Linked DNA regions of Homo sapiens: region 1 is linked to region 2. A link is a loop called in an ENCODE intact Hi-C map of the cell type or tissue named here. Cell type or tissue: Calu3. All regions are shown on one strand. Links, peaks and the distances in the headings refer to the core of each region. The heading gives the core; the rest is flanking DNA. Region 1 holds the start of LOC105377265 (a long non-coding RNA gene). Region 2 holds the start of LOC124900853 (a long non-coding RNA gene).

Region 1 (11,537 bases), core at 2,531-6,530, 150 kb after region 2:
AATATTAATAGCATACTAATATAAAGGTAAAATTTAGCTTATCTGGTATAAAAATCATACAAGAAGCATTATTAAATATGAAATGGTGTTTAGCTTTCTTTGGTCTAAAAACTAATACAAATTGGTGCTAAAGGAAACATTCATTTTACTAGAAGATCACAGAAGTTAAAGACTTAAAAAAAACTTTGGCAATTAAGACAGCATACCAAGATGCAAATGCCTGGTTGAAATAGATCAAATATTCCATCTGCACGTTAAACAAAAGCAATTGTTATGCTTGTGCACATGGCAGGCCAGAGGCCCTAATTGTCCCCTTTCCACTACAGTGGTCCTCCAGTTGACCAGGCGTAGGCTGCATGGTAACTCTTTTCCAGGATTCTACAGCCTGGAGTAATAAGTCATGCCAAGCTCTCTCTGCTATATCCTGAAGTCCCTGTGGGTCAGCCTCCGAGGGCCATCCAGCTTCCATCTCCCAACACTAAGTTCACTTCGTGTCTCTCACAGCAGGGAGGAGACAGCATTCCTTAGAGACCTGAAAGGATGCAGTGAGCTTAAGAATTTTCGAAAGGTTATCAATCAGTCAGCCGTTGTTCATCCCCGAGCAGATGTGTGGTGGTATTGTGGTGGACCTTTACTAGGTACTCTGCTGAATAAGTAGAGTGGCACTTGTGCTTTAGTCCATTTGGCTATCCCTTTCATCCTGGCATTTCATCAACCAGAGGAAGAAAAGAAAATAATAAGATATCATAAAGCGAGAGAAGCCCCTTATAGGTCTTCCAACTCTCATATCTATTTAGATGCAATTAGAGCCCCGCAAGGAATACCAGATCAATTTAAAGCTTGAAATCAAATAGCTACAGGATTTAAGTCAATATTTTGGTAGATGACAGTGAATAAAAATGTAGATTAGATAAACTACATCTATTACAACCAACAGCAAAGAGCTTTTCATGAGTTAAAAAAAAAAAAACTCATGTCGGCCCCAGCCCTGAGGTTACCTGACCTGACTCTGTGAAGTCTGTGTGTCAGAAAAGAAAAAAATGGCAGTTGGAGTTTTAACTCAGACTGTGGGGCACTGGCCAAGGCCAGTGGCCTATCTCTCAAAACAAAAAGACAGGGTTTCCAAAGGCTGGCCCCCATGTCCAAGGGCCCTGGCAGCAATGGCCCTGTTACCACAAGAAGCAGATAAGCTAACTCTTAGACAAAACCTAAACATAAAGTCTCCCCATGCTGTGGTGATTTTAATAAATACTAAAGGACACCATTAGCTAATAAATGTTACACTAAGTAGATACCAAAGCTTGCTCTGTGAAAATCCCCACATAACCATTGAAGTTTGCAACACCCTAACCCTGCCACCTTACTCCTGGTATCAGAGAGCCTAGTTAAACATAACTGTTTAGAGGTGCTGGACTCAGTTTATTCTAGTAGGCCCAACCTCCGAGACAATCCTTAACCATCAGTAGACTAGGAGTTGTATGTAGATAGGAGCAGCGTCACCAACCCCTGCAAAGTGACTCTGAAGAAGACTACAAGCCCTGCTCCAGTCACACCCAGAAGCTGACTGGTCCACGCACGGCTGAAGCATGAGGAAACTCATCGCAGGACTCATTTTCCTTAAAATTTGGACTTGTACATTAAGGACTTCAGCTGAACTTCCTCAGACTGAGGGCTGTTCCCAGTATATACATCAAGTCACTGAGGTAGGAAAAAAGATTGCTACAGTCCTATTATTTTATAGTTATTATGAATGCCTAGGAACTCCAAAAGGAACTTGTTTGTACAATAACACTCAGTACAAAGTATGTAATCCAGGAAGTGACCAGCCTGATGCGTGTTATGACTCACTGTAAGCCTCCCATGATTAAGGACTGATCCTTTTCTAAGTGACAGAAGTAAAGTAATAGCTAAAAAAAAAAAAAAAAAAAAAAAAAAAAGAAAGGTCCCCAAAAACGTAATCTTAAAATTTGGCACTTGTGCTGCTATTAATAGTAAGCAGCATGAGATAAGATGTGGTTCTCTAAATTGAAAAACTAGTTACACAGTAAAAAAATAAGTATATCTGTCAAGAATCATATTTTTGTGAGATGTGTTAATACTGGTCTTGTGTCATTTAGACTACTTAAAAAAAGATAAAAAGGATCCTGTTTGACTCCAAAAAAAAAAAAAGGTCAGCCCCTCCCCTCCTGCATGAGTAGGAGCTGCAACCTTTTAAAATTGATAATCACAAACCCCTCAGACCCAAAGTAAAATAAAGAAAAATATGTAACATTAGACATTAACAGAAAAAGACTAGATCCTAGTGTAAGCATCCTAATAAAAGAAGAAGTTCAAGAACACTATCCAGAACCAGTATTTCAGACTTTCTATGATGAACTAAATGTGCCAGTACCCGAGATTCCAGGAAAAACTAAAAATTTGTTTTTGCAATTAGCCGAACACATAGCCCAGTCTCTACAAGTCACTTCACGTTATGTTTGTGGAAAAACCGTAACAGGAGATCAATGGCCATGGGAAGCCCCAGAATTAGTTCCTAAAGACCCAGTTCCTGATGAATTCCCAGACCAAAAGAATCACCCTGATCATCTCTAGGTTCTAAAAGTCTCAATTATTAGACAGTATTGCATATCTAAAGAAAGAAAAGGATTCGCTCATCCTGTAAGGCAGCTTAGCTGTCTTAGACAAAAGCTCTATAATAGTACCACAAAAACAGTTACATGGTGGAGTTCCAATTACACAGAAAGAAATCCATTCAGTAAATTTCCAAAGTTGCATACTGTTTAGGCCCACCCAGAATTCTACCAGGACTGGATGGTCCCCACCAGGTTATACTAGATATGTAGACACAGAGCTTATGCTAAGCTGCCTGATCAGTGGAGAGGTAGCTGTGCAATTGGCACCATTAAGCCTTCTTTCTTCTTACTGCCCATAAAAACAGGTAAACTTCTAGGCTTCCCAGTCTATGCTTCCCACAAAAAAGGAAGCACAGCCATAGGTGATTAAAAAGATAATAAATGGCCCCCTGAAAAAATCATACAATACTATGGACCTGCCACTTGGGCACAAGATGGCTCATGAAGATACTAGACCCCCATCTAAATGCTCAACCGAATCATACGGTTACAAGCTGTTTTAGAAATTATTACTAATAAAACCGATCAAGCCTTGACTGTTCTTGCCCGTCAAGAGACTCTGATGAGAAATGCGATCTATCAAAATAGACTAGTTCTCGACTACTTGCTAGCAGCTGAAAGAAAAGTTTGTAGAAAATTTAACCTTACTAATTGTTGTCTACACATAGATGATCAAGGACAAGTAGTTGAGGATATAGTTAAAGACATAACAAAACTGGCACATGTACCCATGCAAGTGTGGCACGGACACAATCTGGAAGCCATGTTTAAAAATTAGTTCCCAGCAATAGGAAGATTTAAAACTCTTATAATAAGAGTAATAATAGTAATTAAGAACCTACTTACCGCTCCTTTGTTTCCTACCTGTACTTCTTCAAATGATAAAAAGCTTCATCGCTACCTTAGTTCACCAAAGTGCTTCAGCACAAGTGTACTATATAAATCACTATCAATCTGTTGCACAAAAAGACATAAGTAACAAAAATAAGAGTGAGAACTCCCGCTAATAAAAAGTGAGAGTCTCAAAAGGGGGGAATGAAGGAAGAGAAAGACCCTCTCATATTATTTTATATTGTTTTATCCTCAGTACCTGTTTTAAGAAAAAAACAAATAAGTGAAATCAAAGACAGGCAGCCCAGCACCATGCCCAAAACCAGCCCTGGGCCTGCCTGGCTTAAACCTAGTAGTTAAAAATCAACTCATGACTTAGAAACTGATGTTATTCATAAATTCCAGACATTGTATAGAAGAACATGGTGAAACTCCCTGCCCTGTTCTGTTTCTCTCTGACCACCAGTGCGTGCAGCCCCTGTCATGCACCACCTGCTTGCTCAAATCAATCATGAACTTTTCATGTGAAATCTTCAGTGTTGTGAGCCCTTAAAAGGGACAGAAATTGTGTATTTGGGGAGCTCAGATTTTAAGGCAGTAGCTTGCTGATGCTCCCAGCTGAATAAAGCCCTTCCTTCTACAACTCGGTGTCTGAGAAGTTTTGCCTGTGGCTTGTCCTGCTACACACACACACACGCACACTTGCATGACTGTGCATTAATAATAGAGGAAATGTATCTTGTGGCACATACCTCCTTCCAAAGGAACTGAGTGATGAGGTTTGTTTAAAAAATTGACACTACTGAAAACAGTATGGAGGTTTCTCAAAATATTTAACGTAAGATTACCATATGATGCAGCAATCCCTCTTCTGGATATTTATCCATAAGAATTAAAATCAGGATCTCAAAGGGATATTTGCACATCCATATTCATAACAGCACTATTACAAAAGCTCAGACCTTGAAACAATCCCAGCATCTATCTGAGCAAAGTGTAGGAACAACCGGGTCCGACTGGTCTAAAATGAAAGGAAAGGTGAATGTGCTGTGTTGTAACTGGCAGGAAATGGGAGGAAAATCCTCAAAACCCACCCCATTGGAATTCATGTTAAAGAACTTTAAGAAAGGCTTTGTGGTGGAGGGGGTGGTGGTTAGGGAGTCAAGTTAACCCACTGAATGCTGAGAGCTCTCTGTGAATTAGAATAGCCCTCTTTTGGTGTTGGCTGGCTGGCCAAATGTACTTATAGATAGGGACACAATTGGCCCTGTGTTTAAGGTGGTGACCGGAGTCAGAGGACAGTCAGGGCATTCAGACCAAATTTCCTTATATTAACTCATGGCTGAATGCAGCCCTGTTTAGCAGCTTATTGCAGAATGCTCGCAGTTCAAGCCGAGAGTAATCAGCTGTGCTGGCAGCTACAAAGACAAAGTGAAAACAGAGTTAAAGGGAAAGTCACAGGAGCTTGTAGCCTGAGCTGAGCTGAAAGTGAAATCTTCTCTGGCAAACACAGAGACAAAAAGAAAGCCACAGGAAAACCCAGTTTTGCAAGAACCACTGGAGGGAAGAGACCCTTCCTCCATATGCTCCAATCTACCCACCTTTACCCAGAGTTACTGCCTCTGAGGAGTCAAGCTCAAAGGGATACATGCCCCAGTCTCACCTGAGATGGAAAAATCTGAGCCCTCACTCCAGGAAGTTAAGGTGAAATGCTAGGAAAATAAAGCAAACTTGTCTCCAGTCAGGTCATGTTTGGGCTATGCAAATGCCTTTCTGGGAAACAAGAGGACCCCGACTAGGACCCAAATGAGGCAGCCCAACTACAGCAGCTGCCCAGATACCAAAAGGCACTCCTGCAAAGTTTAAGGGAAGGCGGGAGAAAGGCAATCAATATAGGGAAAAATCTCATAGGTGCTTCAGGGTGCATATGAAAGCCCCAGCCAGTTTTATAAAAGACTTAGTGAGGCCAGCACATGCTGAACACGGCATTTGTAGAGCAGGCCCAGGGGGATATCAGGCAAAAATTGCAGAAAATGGAAGGTTTTGCAGGCATGAATGCTATTCAGTTTATTGAAGTGGCCACAAGTTGTACATTAACGGAGATCAGGAGGCAAAGACAGAGGCTAATCAAAGGCTTAAGAAAAAGGCTGATTGGCTGGCAGCAGCTCTCACAGGGAGGGAAGCTGGCTTTGCAAGGTGGCGTGATGTGGGCATGGAAGTGGGCATGGAAGAAGCCAGTATGGACAGGGATTTGAGAGCAGGCCCAGGTTGGAAAGAGATCAGTGTGCACAGTGCAAAAGACAAGGACACTGGAAGGATGAGTGTCCAGAGAATAATAATAAGGAGAAGGGTCAGGGCCATCGTACAGGAAGGCCACCAGCCAGGGGCTGCCACACCCAGGAGAAACCAGGCACTGATCTGATCAGACTGGCAGGGGCTGAAGGATATGAGGACTAGGACAGACCAGGCTGCTTCTCTTTGGGCCCTGAGAAGCCCATGGCCAGATTGGAAGTTAGAGGCCAGCTAATGGACTTTATGGTAGACACCAGAGCTAAACACTCAGTAGTGACCCAACCTATAGGGCCACTATCCAAGAACTGTGCAACTATTGTGGGAGCCACTGGAGTCTCTGAAAAGAGGCCCATCGGTTGGTCAAAGAGGTGTGTTATAGGAGGATGAGAAGTCCAACCTGAATTCTCATCCCAAATGGTTCTGTTCCTTTGCTGGGAAGAGACCTACTTCAAAAACTGCAGGTACAGATTACATTTGGGCCACAAGGGAATGTAACTTTAAATCTACCTCACCCGGAGGCTATGATGTTAACCCGTACTGTACCATAGGCTGAAGAATAGAGGCTATATGCAAAAAAGACTCTGGAACCAAGAGTAAATGAAATGCCTGGGTTGCTTACTAAAATTCCCAGAGTTTGGGCTGATAGTAACCCACCTGGACTGGCTGTAAGTCAGGCACCAGTGGTGGTAGAGTTAAAATCCAGTTCAGGTCCAACAGTACCTGCTACTCCCTGAGGCCATACTGGGTGTCCGCAAATATTTAGAGTCTTCATAAACATGGAATCATAGTCAAATGCCAGTCACCATGGAACACCCCTCTCTTGCCAGTGCGGAAGCCGTCTGGTGAATATAGACCAGTACAGAATTTGTGTGTGGAAAACTAGGCCACGGTGACCATCCACCCAGTGGTGCCAAACCCATATACTTTAATGGGACATATTCCAGCAAGTGCCACTTGATTTACAGTCCTAGATTTAAAGGATACATTTTTCCGTCTCTGGCTTGCACCAATTAATGAGCCTATTTTTGCTTTTCAATGGGGTAAATCACAGTACACTTGGACAAGACTCCCACAAGGATTTAAAAACTCTCCTACAATCTTTGAAGAGGCACAGGCCTCAGACCTTAAAGCATACACCCCACCAAACAGTGACTGTGTCTTGCTCCAGTACATTGATGATCTTCTTCTAGCAGCCCCGACCTGAGAGGACTGCTTCGAGGGGACCCAAGACCTCCTGCACTTGCTATGGAAGGCAGGATATAAAGTGTCAGGGAACAAGTCTCAAATCTGCTCTGAAAGTGACCAGTATTTAGGCTTCTATATAAGCCAAAGGAAAAGATGGCTTGGTAGTGAACAGAAGCAGACCATTTGTACACTTCCTACTCCAACCACCCGGTGACAAGAGAGTTCCTAGGGCCAGCAGGGTCCTGCTGCATCTGGATCCCAAATTTCTCGCTCATGGCTAAGCCATTATATGAAGCCACAAAGAGGGGAAAAAGGAGCTCCTCCTCTGGGAGGCTGACCAGGAGAAGGCCTTTAAGGAAATCAAAGAAGCCTTGACTCAGGCCCCAACTTTAGGACTGCCAGATCTAACTAAGCCTTTCTTTTTATATGTCCATGAGCAAAAGGGAATGGCCGTAAGAGTTCTAACTCAAGCCATAGGATTGTGGCATCACCCGGTGGCATACCTATCCAGGCAATTGAATTCTGTGGCACCTGGATGGAGTCTTTGTTTTAAGACACTAGCTATCACTGCTCGGCTGGCACAGGAAGCTAATAAGCTGACTTTAGGACAGCAAGTGACAATCCAGCTACTGCACTCAGTTATAACTTTGATGGACCAAAGGGGGCACCATTGGTTTTCGAATCCGAGAATAACTCAATACCAAGGGCTCCTATGTGATAATCCCTGTGTAACTTTAGAGACTGTGAGTACCCTAAACCCAGCTACCTTGCTCCCCATTGAATCAGTGCCAGGAAGCCCCCTTCATTGCTGAGTGGATGTGGTAGATGAAGTGTTCTCAAGCCAGAGAGATCTGACAGATCGGCCCCTCGGAGACCTGGACATTGAATATTTTACTGATGGGAGCAGCTTCATACTAGAGGGAGTCCACCAAACTGGGTATGCAGTGGTGACTTTGGACTCAGCAGTAGAGGCACAGTCTTTGTCTACAGGAACTGCCTCTCAGAAAGCAAAGCTGATAGGTCTTATAAGAGCTCTCTGGCTAGCAAAAGACCAGAAGGCAAATATTTACACAGACTCTAAATATGCTTTTGCCACTTTGCATGTTCATGGGGCTATTTACAAAGAAAAAAGACTCTTAACTCCTGGAGGTAAAGAAATAAAGTGTAATGAAGAAATTCTACGGCTCCTGGATGTGGTATGGGCCCCCAAACAGGTAGCAGTAATGCACTGTAGGCAAAAGGCAGGAACATTAGAGGCTAAAGGAAACAGAAAGGCAGACAAAGAGGCAAAGCAAGCTGCAATGGCAACTCCACCTTCTATTCTAAAGAAGAAGCCTTAGCTATGCCTCTCCTCCTGGAGATTCCCCTTCCAGGGACCCCAAGCTACACTCCAAATAAAAGGGCTTGATTTGCCCAGGAAAATGGGAATTACGTTGAAGGAAGATGGTGGAAATTCTCCAATGGGAGGCTAGCCATACCTGAAATCTTGGCCCCCAGATTTGCAAAACAGTTCCAAGGAACTCACATGAGAAAAACGGTGCTAGAGACATGATTAGGGTGTCATTTCTATGTGCAATGGCTCACCGCTATTACTTGAGCCATTTGTAAACAGCGTTTAACTTGTGCCCAAAACAACCCCTGAAAAGGGCCCACTCAGCCCCCGGGAATTCAGGAAAAAGGAGCTATGCCCTGTGAAAACCTGCTTATGGACTTCTCCGAATTGCCCCAAGCAGGGGTCTATAGGTACATTTTGGTGCTTGTCTGTACCTTTTCAGGATGGGTCATGGCCTTCTCCGTCAGGACAGAGAAGGCATGAGAGTTGATGAAGGTATTGTTAAGAGACATTATTCCCAGATTTGGACTGCCCCTAACTTTGGGTTCAGATAATGGACTGGCATTTGTGGCTGAAATCGTTCAGGACTTAACTCGACTGTTAAAAATAAAATGGAAGTTGCATCCAGTCTACCAGCCTCAGTGCTCAGTAAAGATGGAGCACATGAACCAGATACTCAAGCAGCTGCTGAAGAAATTTTGTCAGGAAACTCATCTGAGGTGGGACCAGGTCTTGCCCATGGTCTTTCTCCAAGTCAGGTGCACCCCCACAAAACAAACCACACTGGGTATTTGCCCAATGAGATTTTGTTCAGCCAGCCACCCCCAATCATAAGTCAGATTAAAGGTAATCTCCGTGAGCTACAAAAACTAACTTTAAGAAGGCAAATGCAGGCTTTAGATATGGCCATGCAAAAAGTATATGGCTAAGCGCAGGAAAGAATGCCTATAAGTCTGGCAGACCCAGTACACCCTTTCAAACCTGAAGACTTTGTTTAGGTTAAGAAATAGACTCCAACTATTCTGAGCCCCATATGGGACGGGCCCCATATTGTGATCTTGTCCACTCCCACTGTTGTTAAAATTGCAGGTATCGTGCCTTGGATCCACCACAGTCAGCTGAAATTATCAGCCCAGGACCAGTGGACCAACCAGCAGGACATAGACCATCTGACCCGAATGATCCTGCAATGAGACCACATTGCCAGTGGAGATGACAACAGCACTGCTCTGGTCACTCTGGAAGATGACCAGTCTATGCATGGTGGAAGCTTGAGAAAATAGCAAGCCCTGCTCTAGTCACACCAAGAACTGACTAGTCTATGCACGGCCGAAGCTTGAAGAATCGTCATCAGATGAATAAATGTGGCCAGAAATCTTAGGCCCAGTAATCTTCTTTGTATTATTCATTATATTGCTCTTGTGCTATTGTTTAACCAACCCCCTAAATGCCTTTACTGTTCATGCTGGCTGTAAGAATGCTACTGTTTGCTTTGTTTGTGCTGATCCCCATATCTATGCTAGAAGGAGGACCCGTATTAGGATGCCGTCACTGCATGCACACTACATGGATAAGAAACACAGTAATTGCTCACGCCTGTAATCCCAGCACTTTGGGAGGCCGAGGCGGGCGGATCACGAGGTCAGGAGATCGAGACCATCCCGGCTAAAACGGTGAAACCCCGTCTCTACTAAAAATACAAAAAATTAGCCGGGCGTAGTGGCGGGCGCCTGTAGTCCCAGCTACTTGGGAGGCTGAGGCAGGAGAATGGCGTGAACCCGGAAGGCGGAGCTTGCAGTGAGCCGAGATCGTGCCACTGTACTCCAGCCTGGGCGACAGAGCGAGACTCCGTCTCAAAAAAAAAAAAAAAAAAAAAGAAACACAGTAATTAAGACTTTATTATACCATACATACTATAGGTACCTGGGCACAAGATAGGTCAGGGGGTACTGTACCCCTATTTACATGCTTAATCACATCATAAGGTTGCAGGTGGTACTTGAAATCATCACTAATGAGACAGCAAATATGTTAGACTTGCTGGCCCAGCAAGCCACAGAAATAAGGATCACCATCTATTAGAATAGACTGGCTTCAGACTGCCTCCTAGCCCAAAAAGAAGGATTATGTGGAAAGTTGAGCCTGATGAATTGCTGCCTAGAAATTAATGATAACAGGAAAGCCATCATAGAAATAGCTGCCAGGATGTGGAAGATAGCTCATGTCCCAGTTCAGACCTGGAACCCAGATGGTCTCCAGATTCCCTCTTAGGAGGTTGGTTTTCATCCTTTGGTGGTTTTAAAACAGTAGGGGTAGTGTTGGCTATATTAAAAGGTTGCTTAATGTTCCCTTGCCTCTTAGGCCTCCTCATCAGAAACATCCAATCAATCACAGAATCCATCGTTAACAGAACCACCTCCACTCCACTGATGGCTCTAAACAAGTATCAACCCGTACCAAACAGAGAAGAACTGACTTGTAATGAGGAATTAAATGATAGTGATGCCTTCTATTGAATTCCATTTACAGGAGGCATCAAAGGGGAAGATGAGATGGGAAAGAAAGAAAGAAAGAAAGAAAGAAAGAAAGAAAGAAAGAAAGAAAGAAAGAAAGAAAGAAAGAAAGAAAGAAAGAGAAAGAAAGAAAGAAAAAGAAAGAAAGAAAGAAAGAAAGAAAAACAAAATTAAAAAGAGAAATAAGCTTTCCTGTATTAGGCTAACTTGTCCCAGACGCAGCAACGGGTGCAGCCCAGACCCAGGGAAAGTCCTGATACTACTGTCTAAAAAGCCAGGAGATGCACCAAAAAAATGTGGTCTGTAGACCCTCCCAAAACTCCTTCAACATAGGGAGAAGAAAAACAAATTTTCCTTTGTTTTATGGTATGACTTTATAGATTCTTGTTCTCTGTAACTAGTAACTTCAAGTATTCTGTTTTGTCTAAAAGGTACTGCGAAGGTCATGAGACGCCTGAGAAGGCCTGAACTACAGCTGTCTGGGCACCTAGTGAAGGTTATAAGGCAAACCAGTGCAAGGCTCTTTTGAGCAAAACCTAGATAACAGACATCTAGGTTGCAAAGCAACAGTCATGTGTAATCCCGAGTTATGAACTATCACAATTTGATTAATTGTTCTCCCTCTGTATCTCTGCTTTCATGCCACTGTAAGCCTACATCAAGTTAGCCCACCCCTTTTGGAAAGTGTGTATGAAAGTCAAGTGCTGTCTTTGTTGGGGCCCAATCTCTGGATGTTAAGTCAGCTGAGTC
Region 2 (11,537 bases), core at 4,101-8,100:
TATATATAAGAAGAAGTTTCTTAAAATGCACAGTAAAGCAAGTCTTTCTGGCCTTCTCAAGTAAACAGACTGAATTTCCAGTGAAACTCATTTTATTTTCAGCTGAAAAATATACACAGATAAGCATTAAAATTGAATTATTATAGGTTTTCTGAAAATAAAATTTTACAATACTTATGTTTAACAAAGATTAAAAAATTCAAACAAATCAGGAAGGCACAGGTCTTGTAAAATGTAATAAAGAATTTAGTCCATACCTTGATGCATAGTGGTGGCATTAAATGGCACAATTTTTGGTATCATGCCTGCCTGCCTTAGATCTCAAACAGACCTACTCTCTTTTCCTTCTTTCTCATCTTAACAAACTTTTGATAATCAAGCATCATAGTATGACAAAGAGAGTAACAAGAGCTGTGCAGGCCAGCACATCCAGAGAGCAGTACTGAAACCAGGTGAGCTTGTGGGCAGGTGGCAGCAGGTACTTGGCTCCATTGTGGTGCATGACAAATTCAATCCAGAAGAGTTTTTGGTCCAAGGGCTTCAGAGACTGATCATAATAAATGATTGATAACTACATAACATTCTCTTTACAGCTAAAGGAAAATCAAATAGACACCAGCTTGATTAATGAACCAGAAAAGATAAATATGTGAACTTTTTGTGTAGATGTTAAAAATGAGTGCCACATAAAAGTGGATGAAAAATAAAATATTTTATTTCATGGTGGTTATAGCAATATAATGAATAATACAAAGAAGATTACTGGGACTAAGACTTCTGGCCACATTTGCTCATCTGATGATGATTCTTCAAGCTTCAGCCATGCACAGACTAGTCAGCTCCCAGTGTGACTAGAGCAGGGCTTGCTGTTTCCTCAACCTTCTTCCGTGCATAGACGGGTCAGCTTCCGGAGTGACCAGAATAGGGCTGTTGTCATCTCCACTGGCAACGTGGTCTCATTGCATGATCAGCCAGGTCAGATGGTCTGGGTCCTACTGGCTGGTCCACTGGTCCTGGGCTGCCGGTTTCAGCCAACTGTGGTGGATCCAAGGTATGATACCTGCAACAGCAGTGGGAGTGGACAAGACCACAGTATGGGGCCCATCCCATATGGGTCCCAGAGTAGGTGGATTCTATTTCCTAACCTAAAAAGAGTCTTCAGGTTTGAAAGGGTGTACTGGGTCTGTCAGACTTATAGGCATTCTTTCCTGTGTTCAGCCATTCACTTTTTGCATGGCCATACCTAAAGCCTGCATTTGTCTTCTTAAAGTTAGTTTTTGTAGCTCACGGAGATTACCTTTAATCTGCCTTATGATTGGGGGTGGCCAGCCAAACAAAATCTCACAGGGCAAGTACCCAGTTTGTTTTTTTTTGTGGGGGTGCACCTGACTCGGGGGAAGACCATGGATAAGACCTGATCCCACCTCAGATGAGATTCCTGACCAAATTTCTTCAGCAGCTGCTTGAGTGTCCGGTTCATGTGCTCCATCTTTTCTGAGCTCTGTGGCTGGTAGGCCGTGTGCAACTTCCATTTTATCTTTAATAGTCAAGTTAAGTCCTGAACTATTTCAGCCACAAATGCCAGTCCATTATCTGACCCCAGATTTAGGAGCAGTCCAAATCTGGGAATAATGCCTCCCTTGGTCACCTCTTGTGCTTTTTATGTCTAGGTGGGGAAGACCTTGACCCATCCTGAAAAGGTGCAGACAAGCACCAACATGTACTGATAGCCCCCTGCTCAGGGCAGTTTGGTGAAGTCCAAAAGCAGGTTATCACAGGGCATGGCCACTGTTTTCTGAATTCCCCGGGGGCCAAGTAGGCCCTTGTCGAGGGTTGCTCTGAGTACAAGTTAAACACTGTTTACAAACGGCTTGAGTAATAGCAGTGAGCTGTGGCACATAGAAATGATGCCCTAATAATGTCTCTAGTGCCATTTTTCCCATGTGAGTTCCTTGGTGGAACTGTTTTACAAATCTGGGGGCCAACATTTCAAGTATGGCTAGCTTCCCATTGGAGAATTTCCATCATCCTCCTTCAACGTAATTCCCATTTTCCTGGGTAAACCAAGCCCTTTCATTTGAGTGTAGCTTGGGGTCTCTGGAAGGGGAATCTCTGGGAGGAGAGTCATAGCTAAGGCTTCTTGTTTAGAAGGTGGAGTCGCCATTGCAGCTTGCTTTGCCTCTTTGTCTGTCTTTCTGCTTCCTTTAGCCTCTAATGTTCCTGCCTTTTGCCTACATTGCATTACTGCTACCTGTTTGGGGGCTTATACAGTGTCTCAGAGTCATAGAATTTCTTCCTTGTACTTTATTTCTTTACCTCCAGCAGTTAAGAGTTCTTTTTCTTTGTAAATAGCCCCATGAACATGCAAAGTGGCAAAAGCATATTTGGAGTCTCTGTAAAGATTTGCCTTCTGGACTTTTGCTAACTGGAGAGCTCTTGTCAGAGCTATCAGCTCTGCTTTCTGAGGGGAAGATCCTGTAGGCAAAGACTTCGCCTCCACTACTGAGTCCAAAGTCACCACTGCATACCCAGCTTGGCGGACACCCTCTAGTATGAAGCTGCTCCCATCAGTAAAATATCCAATGTCGGGGTCCCCGAGGGGCTGATCTGTCAAATCTCTCTGGCTTAAGAACACTTCACCTACCACATCCACACAGCATTGAAGGGGGCTTCCTGGCATTGACTCAATGGTAAGCAAGGTAGCTGGGTTTAGGGTATTCACAGTCTAAAATTATGCAGAGATTTTCACATAGGAGCCCTTGGTATCGAGTTATTCTAGGATTTGATAACCAATGGTGCCCCCTTTGGTCCATCAAAGTTACAACCGAGTGTGGTACCTGGATCGTCATTTGCTGTCCTAAAGTCAGTTTATTAGCTTTCTGTCCCAGCAGAGCAGTGGCAGCTAATGCCTTAAAACTAGGAGGCCATCCAAATGCCACAGAATCTAATTGCCTGGATAAGTACGTCGCTGGGCAGTGCCATGATCCTATGGATTTAGTTAGAACTCCTATGGCCATTCCCTTTTGCTCGTGGACATATAAAAAGAAAGGCTTCGTTAGATCTGTCAGTCCTAAAGCTGGGACCAGAGTCAAGGCTTCTTTGATTTCCTTAAAGGCCTTCTCCTGGTTGGCCTCCCAGAGGATGGTCTCCTTTTCCCCCACTTTGTGGTTTCATATAATAGCTTAGCCATGAGTGAGAAATTTGGGATCCAGATGTGGCAGAGCCCTGCTACCCCTAGGAACTCTCTTATTTTTCACCAGGTGGTTGGAGTAGGAAGTGCACAAACCACCTGCTTCCATTCACAACCAAGCCATCTTTTCCCTTAGCTTATATAGAAGCCTAAATATTGGAAACTTTCAAAGCAAATTTGAGCCTTTTTCCCTGACACTTTATATCCTGCCTTCCATAGCAGGTGCAGGAGGTCTTGGGTCCCTTGGAAGCAGTCCTCTTGAGTTGGGGCTGCTAGAAGAAGATCATCAATGTACTGGAGCAAGACACAGTAACTATTCGGTGGGGTGTAGACTTTAAGATCTGAGGCCAGTGCCTCTTCAAAGATTGTAGTGGAGTTTTTAAATCCTTGTGGGAATCTTGTCCAAGTGTACTGTGATTTACCCCCATTGAAAAACAAAACTAGCCTGACTAATTGGTGCAAACTGGAGACAGAAAAATGCATTCTTTAAATCTAGGACTGTAAATCAAGTGGCACTTGCTGGAATATGTCCCATTAAGGTATGCAGGTTTGACACCACTGGGTGGATGGTCACTGTGGCCTGGTTTTCTGAATGCAAATCCTGTACTGGCCTATATTCCCCAGACGGCTTCCGCACTGGCAAGAGAATGTTGTTCCATGGTGACTGGCATTTGGCTATGATTCCATGCTTATGAAGCCACTCTAAATGTTTGTGGACACCCCGTATGTCCTCAGGGAGTAGCGAGTACTGTCGGACCCGAACCGGAGTTTCTCCCAGTTTTAACTCTACCACCACCGGTGCCTGATTTACGCTGGCACCAGTCCAGGTGGATTACTTTCAGCCCAAACTCTGGGAATTTTAGTAAGTAACCCATGCATTTCATTTACTCCTGGTTCCGGAGTCTTTTTTGCATAGTCTCCATTTCTCAGCCTGCAGGACAGTGAGGGTTAACATCATAGCCTCTGGGCAAACTACGTTTAAAGTTACATTCCCTTGCGGCCCAAATGTAATCTGTGCCTGCAGTTTTTGAAGTAGGTCTCTTCCCAGCAAAGAAACTGGACAATTTAGGAGGTATAGGAATTCATTTTGGACTTCTCATCCTCCTATAACACACCTCTTTGACCGACAGGCCACTTTTCAGAGACTCCAGTGGCTCCTACAATAGTTGCACAGTTCTTGGATTGTGGCTCTATAGGTCAGGTCACTACTAAGTGTTTAGTTCTGGTGTCTACCGTAAAGTCCATTAGCTGGCCTCTAACTTCTAATCTGACCATGGGCTCCTCGGGTCCCAAAGAGAAGCAGCCTGGTCTGTCCTACCCTCATATCCTTCAGCCCCTGCCAGTCCAATCAGATCGATGTCTGGTTCCTCCCTGGTGTGGCAGCCACCAGTAGGTGGCCTTCCTATACTACTGCCCTGGGGTCTCTTTTCCCTCCAGTGGTTCTTGCAAAATTGGTTTTTCCTGTGGCTTTCTTTTTGTCTCTGTGTTTGCCGGAGAAGCTTTCACTTTTTGCTCAGCTCAACCTACAAGCTCCTGTGACTTTCCCTTTAACTCTGTGTTTACAGGCGAAGCTTTCACTTTGTCTTTGCAGCTGCCAGCACAGGTGATTTCTCTCAGCTCGACCTGCGAGTATCCTGCAATAAGCTGCTAAACAGGGCTGCATTCAGCCATGAGTTAACATAAGGAAATTTGGTCTGAATGCCCTGACTGTCCTCCTTGTTATTATTCTCTGGACACTCATCCTTCCAGTGTCCTTTTCTTTTGCACCGCTCACACTGATCTCTTTCCAGCCTCGGCTGGCCCTCAAATCCCTGTCCAGACTGGCCTCTTCCATGCCCATGTCCATACCCACATCCATGAGGGATGCTGCCAGCAAATCAGCCTTTTTCTCAAGCCTTCTATTAGCCTCCCTCTTTGCCTCCTGATCTTGGTTAATGTACACCTTCGTGGCCACTTCAATAAGCTGAGTAGCATTCATCCCTTTAAAACCTTCCATTTTCTGCAATTTTCACTGGATATCCCCCTGGGCCTGCTCTACAAATGCCATGTTCATCATGCACTGGCCTCACCAAGTCTTTTATAAAAATGGCTGGGGCTTTCATCTGCACCCTGATGCCCCTCTGAGATTTTTCCTATATTGATTGCCTGTCTCCCGCCTTCCCTTAAATTTTGCAGGAGTGCCTCTTGGTATCTTGGCAGCTGCTATAGTTGGGCTGCCTCATTCCTTTGGGTTCTAGTGGGGGTCCTCTAGTTTCCAGGAGAGGCATTTGCATAGCCCTAACACAACCTGACTGGAGGTGGCTTGCCTGTTTTTCCTAGCATTTCACCTTAACTTCCTGGAGTGAGGGCTCAGATTTTTCCCTCTCAAGAGAGACTGGGGGCATGTATCCATTTGAGCTTGACTCCTCAGAGGCAGTTAACCTGGGGAAAGCGGGGGTAGATTGGAACATATGGAGGAGGGGTCTCTTTTCCCTCCAGTGGTTCTTGAAAAACTGGTTTTTCCTGTGGCTTTCTTTTTGTCTCTGTTTGCTCACGCTACAAGCTCCTGTGACTTTCCCTTTAACTCTGTTTACAGGCGAAGCTTTCACTTTGTCTTTGTAGCTGGCAGCACAATTGATTTCTCTTGGCTTGAGCTGTGAGCATTCTTCAATAAGCTGCTAAACAGGGCTGCATTCAGCCATGAGTTAATATAAGGAAATTTGGTCTGAATTATCTGACTGTCCTCCAACTCAGGTCACCACCTTAAACACACGGCCAATTTTCTCCCTATCTGTAGCACATTTGGCAGGCCAGCCAACACCAAAAAAGGGCTATTCTAATTCACAGAGAGCTCTCAGCATCTGAGGGGTTAACTTGACTCCCTCAACCCCTGCAAAGCCTTTCTTAAAGTTCTTTAACATACATTCCAATGGGGTGGGTTTCCACGATTTTCCTCCCATTTCCTCCCAGTTATGATGCAGCACATTCACCTTTCCTTTTGTTTTAGACCGATTGGACCCGGTTGGTCCTACATTTTGCTCGGAGCGTACAGCCTACACTAAGAGATCAGCAGCTCCACACATGTCATTCCCGTTGGTTCCTCCCAGAACTGTCTCTTTCACACGCACTCACACACTTCCCCGCTCCCAGTTCCCTATCCTGGTTGGGGCAGTGAACCGCTCTCACTGCATCCAGTTTCCTTCTGAACTAACTTAGCGAGCCACTCTCGCGTCCTGTGTTGGTTGGGGTGTGAGTTTCATCCAAATTTGTGAGCCACTCTCACCGTCCCCCAGCCTCTCTGTGTTGGATTAGTTGTCACTCCCTGGGAGGTGATCAGGCTCCCCTTCTGTCCTTATGGGATAGGTCCTGCCTTGGGCCCCAAAACTTTACCATGGTTCTGAAGAAAGGGCGCCATTCCTGGAACCGTCCTGCAACCCCTCCGGGTTCCCTTGTGCTGTCAGGGGAGGGGCACCGGGGACGCGGGAGAACAGCTCCTTTCTCTGGGCTTAAGTTCCCTTGATGGGTCCTGAAGTTAAGGGTCTCCCACAGCCGAGGCCCCAGACCGCCCACAGGCAAAGAAGCCAGCCAAGCTGCAGTCTCTCAGTCCCATGTGGGTCACCAGGTGTGTAGCGGATCAGGAGGACCCGAGAGAGACCTTGGGGTATATAGAGGAGGATATCTTTATTGAGTACACTCAGACCCAACGGACTTACCATCCAAAGATGGGGCCCCCAACAAAGACAGCACTTGACTTTTATACACACTTTAAAAAAGGGGTGGGCTAACTTGGTGCAGGCTTACGGTGGCACGAAAGCAGGGATACAGAAGGAGAACAATTAATAAAATTGTGACAGGTTCATAACCCAGGATTACACATGACTATTGCTATGCAACCTAGATGACTGTTATCTAGGTTTTGCTCAAAAGAGCCTTGCACTGGTTTATCTTATAACCTTCACTATGGTGCCCAGACAGCTGTAGTTCAGGCGTACTCAGACTTCTCAGGACCTTTGCTGTGCTTTTTAGATAAAGCAGAAATCTTGAGGTTACTAGTTACAGAGAACAAGAATCTGTAAAGTCATACCATAAAACAGAGGAAAATTTGTTTTTCTTCTCCCTATGTTGAAGGAGTGCTGAGAGAGTCACCAGACCACATTTCTTTGGTGTGTGTCCTGGCTTTTTAGATAGTATTAAGAATTTCCCTGGGTCTGGGCTGCACCCATTGCTGCCTCTGGGACTAGTTAGCCTAATACAGGAAAGCCTATTTCTCTTTTTAATTTTATTTTTCTTTCTTTCTTTAATTTCCTGCCTCAATCTCAGTAAATTAAATTATCCTAAATGTTAACTTTTCAGGGAGAAAATTTTCACCCTTTAACTCTTTATAGAATTTAAGACTCTTAGTTTTCCAACATTATGGCACTGTATTTAATATTTTGTGGGATCTGGGCAAGGGCTGATGCAATCACATCAGCCTTTTCTTCTGTAATGTTATCAACCATCGATCCCAGACAAAACACTGCAATGCTATTTTCTCCAGAGCTCTGGGAAAATGTCCATTTCCTATGAAGAAAGAATTTGCTCCATCACAAAAGAGCAATAACACAGCAAACACTATTGAAAAGAATGCTATGAGCAAATAAGGATGAGATATCAAATATTAGCTGGAATTGCTGGAGTAGAAGCTATGATAAAACATACATAATATGAAATTTTCCAACTTAAGCACTTCTAAGTGTACACATAGTACTGCTAGGTACACAATCTTAAGCAACCAATCTCCAGAACTTTTTCTGCTTTAAAGTTAAAACTCTATGCTGATTAAACAACAACTTTTTATTTTATGGAGTCCTTTTCACGTGGTAGCCACCATTCTACTTTCTTTTCTTTTCTTTTTTTTTTTTTAATGAATTTGACTAGTTTAGATACCTTATAAAGAGGAATTACAGTGTTTGTCTTTTTGTGACTTATTAACTTAGCCTAATGATACCAAGTTTCATCCACATTGTAGCATAAACCACATAGTGTCTGTCTGTTCATTCCTTGGTAGATGCTGGGATTGTACTGTTATGAATATGGATGCGCAAATATGCCTTTGAGAGCCTGATTTTAATTCTTATGGATAAATATCCAGAAGGGGGATTGCTGCATCATATGGTAATCTTACATTAAATTTTTTGAGAAACTTCCATACTGTTTTCAATAGGACCAATTTTTTAAACAAACCTCATCACTCAGTTCCTTTGGAAGGAGTTAGGTGCTACAACATACATTTCTTCTATTATTAATGCATAGTCATGCAACTGTGTGTGTGTGTGTGTGTGTGTGTGTGTGTGTTTGACTTAGTACATATAATAATAATTAAAATAGCATCTTATACAGTAATGGGGAAAGATACTGTTAAAAAATATGGGACACAGACTCTTCATTTATAATATTTTAAACACTAATATGGATTCTTAGGAAGACTAATGTTATTTGTTTATTTATCTTTAATTTTGTATTGTTATAGTTCTGCCAAATAACTTGTGCTCATTCCAGGCAGCTTTTCTGTTTAGTCATGAGAATTTATTTCTCTGCCTATGAGCACAAAGGAAAAGTTACTTGTGATTGAGAAGACGTTATATATTTCTCTCAACTATATAATCCAACACAAAACATTTTTTCATGTTCTTATTGGACATTTAAATATTCCTTGGTAAAATTCCTGTTTAGATCTTTTAAACATTTTTTGATTAAATTATTTGTCTTTTTAACATTGAGCTGTAAGCTTTCTTTATATATTTTTTATATAAGTCACTTATCAGGTATGTAACTTGTAAATATGTACTTCAAACTCTGGTTTCTCTTTTGACCTTATTGATGGTGTTCTTTAATGTGTAAAAATTTTAATTTTGATGAAATCTAATTTATCAATTTTATTTTGGTTGCTTCTTCTTCTGGTGTCATATCTAAAAACCTTGCCACATTCAAGATTACACAAAATTTTACTTTGCTGTATATACAGTTGTTTTGGTGCTTTGAAATATTAATGAATTCATTCTTTCAGCAACCCCATGAGGTCGGTAATGCTATGACAACCACTGCCATTTCATTGGTGAGGAAGTTGAAGCAAATAAAGTCCAAGTAACTTGTCCAGCCCCACATCATTATGTAGTGGTTTCTCAGAGGCTTGAATCCAGGCCATCTGGATCCAGAGTGCCAGCTCTTAACCACCACGTTATGCTGACTCTTCTATTTGGGGTACAGATATTTTCAAAATATAATATTCCCTATTTTTCACTTATGTAGCTATATATTAATTGTAATTTTATTACAAATGTATAATTTAAAATGTTTAGAACTATTATTCCAGTTATGTATCACTGCATGAAAAATTGTTTTCAAATGTCAGGCCTTAAAATAACTGTAATCATTTTATTACCATCTCTCAGAATCTGTGTGTTGGTTGGGCTCAGTTATGTGTTCCTTCCACAAAGTTTCTTAGGTAGCTACTTTCCTATGGTGCCTCGGTCTATAATTATCTGAAGATCATTCACTTACATACTTAATGATTCAGGTTGAAAGGCTCAAAGTACTAGTGGGCTACCAGGATTTCTTAGGCATATATTTGTGTCTCTCTGCCAAATTGTCATTTATTATGGGGACTACATATTGAATTGAGGAGATGTGGAGAGAAAAAGAGACATAAAAACAAAAGATAGAAAGAGAGAGAGAGAAGCGGAGAGGGAACATGTTGTTTCCAACAGAACTTTGAAAGTTAATCTGCATTATTTCCACTGCATCTTTTTTGTTGAGGCAGCTACAAGGTCTGCCAAACTTCAAAGGGAGGGGATATTACTTGACAGGAAAATTGTCAAAGTATTTATAGTCATGTCACAAAATCACAACCATTCTAACATTTTGAAGAAGACAGCAGAAGTTATTAAGCAATTGTAAGATTTATAAAATATTAAATATAATAAAAGAAAATACAAAAATTTTGTGAATTTAGATTTCTACAGTTCTTGCAATTTTTTAAACATTGTGTTATATTTATCCATAGGTATTTTAAACATGGAACCAGTGTTCTAAAAAAAAAGCTGCAAATGAATGAAATAGCATGTGAGAAACCTGATCAATTCAAATTTTTTGAATAACACTAATGAATTAATAAAGAGATGTTAATTTTTAGAGCTTCCTGTATTGATTTTATGTATTTATTTCACAAATTAATTTTTGAACCTCATAAATAATATATGAAAATATTGTAAAAAGTTAAATGCTGCAGAATTCTGTAGAATAAAATCTAAAATTCCCATCCTTGGATTTATGTGTACTCTGCTAGATTTGTTTTTCCTTGTACAAGTTTACATATATTTTATTTTATTTCATTGCAAGGAAGGCTTTTTTTTTCTGGAAACTATTTTTTCTATTTAGCAGTGGAATAAACTGTTCCCTACAATGGCTACACTCACACATTTGTTGGAGGTATGTGTGTTCATTGACTGGAGCCATTTAAGTGCTGGAGGAAATATTCTGTTCATACATGTGCTTATATGGAAGGATTTCTGCATGACAGGTTTCTAGATGTAGAACTTCAGTTTCAAACTGTATATTGACATTTTATTTTAGAAGGTTATTTCACATTATACTCCCGCAAAAATAGATTTCTCAGGTTTTTATAGGTTGCAAATCTTTACAGCATTAATTTTCCATTGTTTCTATTTTCCTGAGCATCAGGTACTTTATAATCTTTCATATGTTTTCAGTGATTTTGCTTTGAAGTGCCTATTTATATTTTCATTAAGTTTTTATATTGGAACATTTCCCTTTTTTGGTTGGTGATTGTAGTTCTCACTAAACAATAGATATCCATCTTTTAAGTATGATGTAGAATAGGTTTAATGTGAATTAATTCAGGCTTATAAGAATGATAACAAAAATTATTAACATTTACCACCTTATTATTTCTGTTTTTCTTTATAAATGTATCAATAGCTAGATAATTTGTATAAAATATTCTCTTATCAATGCTTCCTATAATTTCTTTAACATCAATGTTTTAGTGTGTTTGTGTATAACATGATTTATATATATATGCATACAAATACAAATCTACATATATAGTGATATATATGTGTGTGTGTTTGTATGTGTGTGTGTATGTGTGTATATATATATATATATATATAGTGATATGTATTTAAATCATGACTTAGGCTCAAGAATATTTGTTGTGAGTCTTGGTTACTTATGGGACTTCTGATCAACAAAGACAACTAGGTTTCTGTCAATTTGGACCAGTTTGATCATAAAGTGCTTTCCTGATGTGCAGATTAAAGGAGGTTTATGTCTTGATTTAGCTATTTTCCACAAAATTTATAAACTT

The links. Hi-C counts contacts between places; a loop is a spot of excess contacts. Peaks named below come from ENCODE experiments on the same cell type or tissue, not always from the same donor. Only the 100,000 strongest peaks of a DNase experiment are listed, where the experiment ranks them.
Region 1: it touches region 2 in a loop (8-fold over the local background); 2 of 110 quality-filtered maps call a loop at or near these places.

The regions. Positions count from the first base shown.
Region 1 is chr4:69,053,190-69,064,726 of GRCh38, forward strand. LOC105377265 (a long non-coding RNA gene) reads right to left here and starts at 8,066. Exons shown (of 5, transcript XR_001741714.2): 1 at 5,128-8,066; 2 at 3,480-3,587. It also overlaps a transcript of UGT2B7 not described here. RefSeq lists silencers at 1,309-1,509, 1,858-1,907. In Calu3, for the core only: no CTCF peak of the experiment used is centred there; DNase peaks (open chromatin) are centred at 4,712 and 5,622.
Region 2 is chr4:68,900,316-68,911,852 of GRCh38, forward strand. LOC124900853 (a long non-coding RNA gene) reads left to right here and starts at 9,310. Exons shown (of 3, transcript XR_007058454.1): 1 at 9,310-9,409. It also overlaps the pseudogene LOC101930041. RefSeq lists enhancers at 3,537-4,429, 5,321-6,212, 6,213-7,103. In Calu3, for the core only: a CTCF peak has its summit at 4,566 (motif pointing right); DNase peaks (open chromatin) are centred at 4,576, 5,806 and 6,526.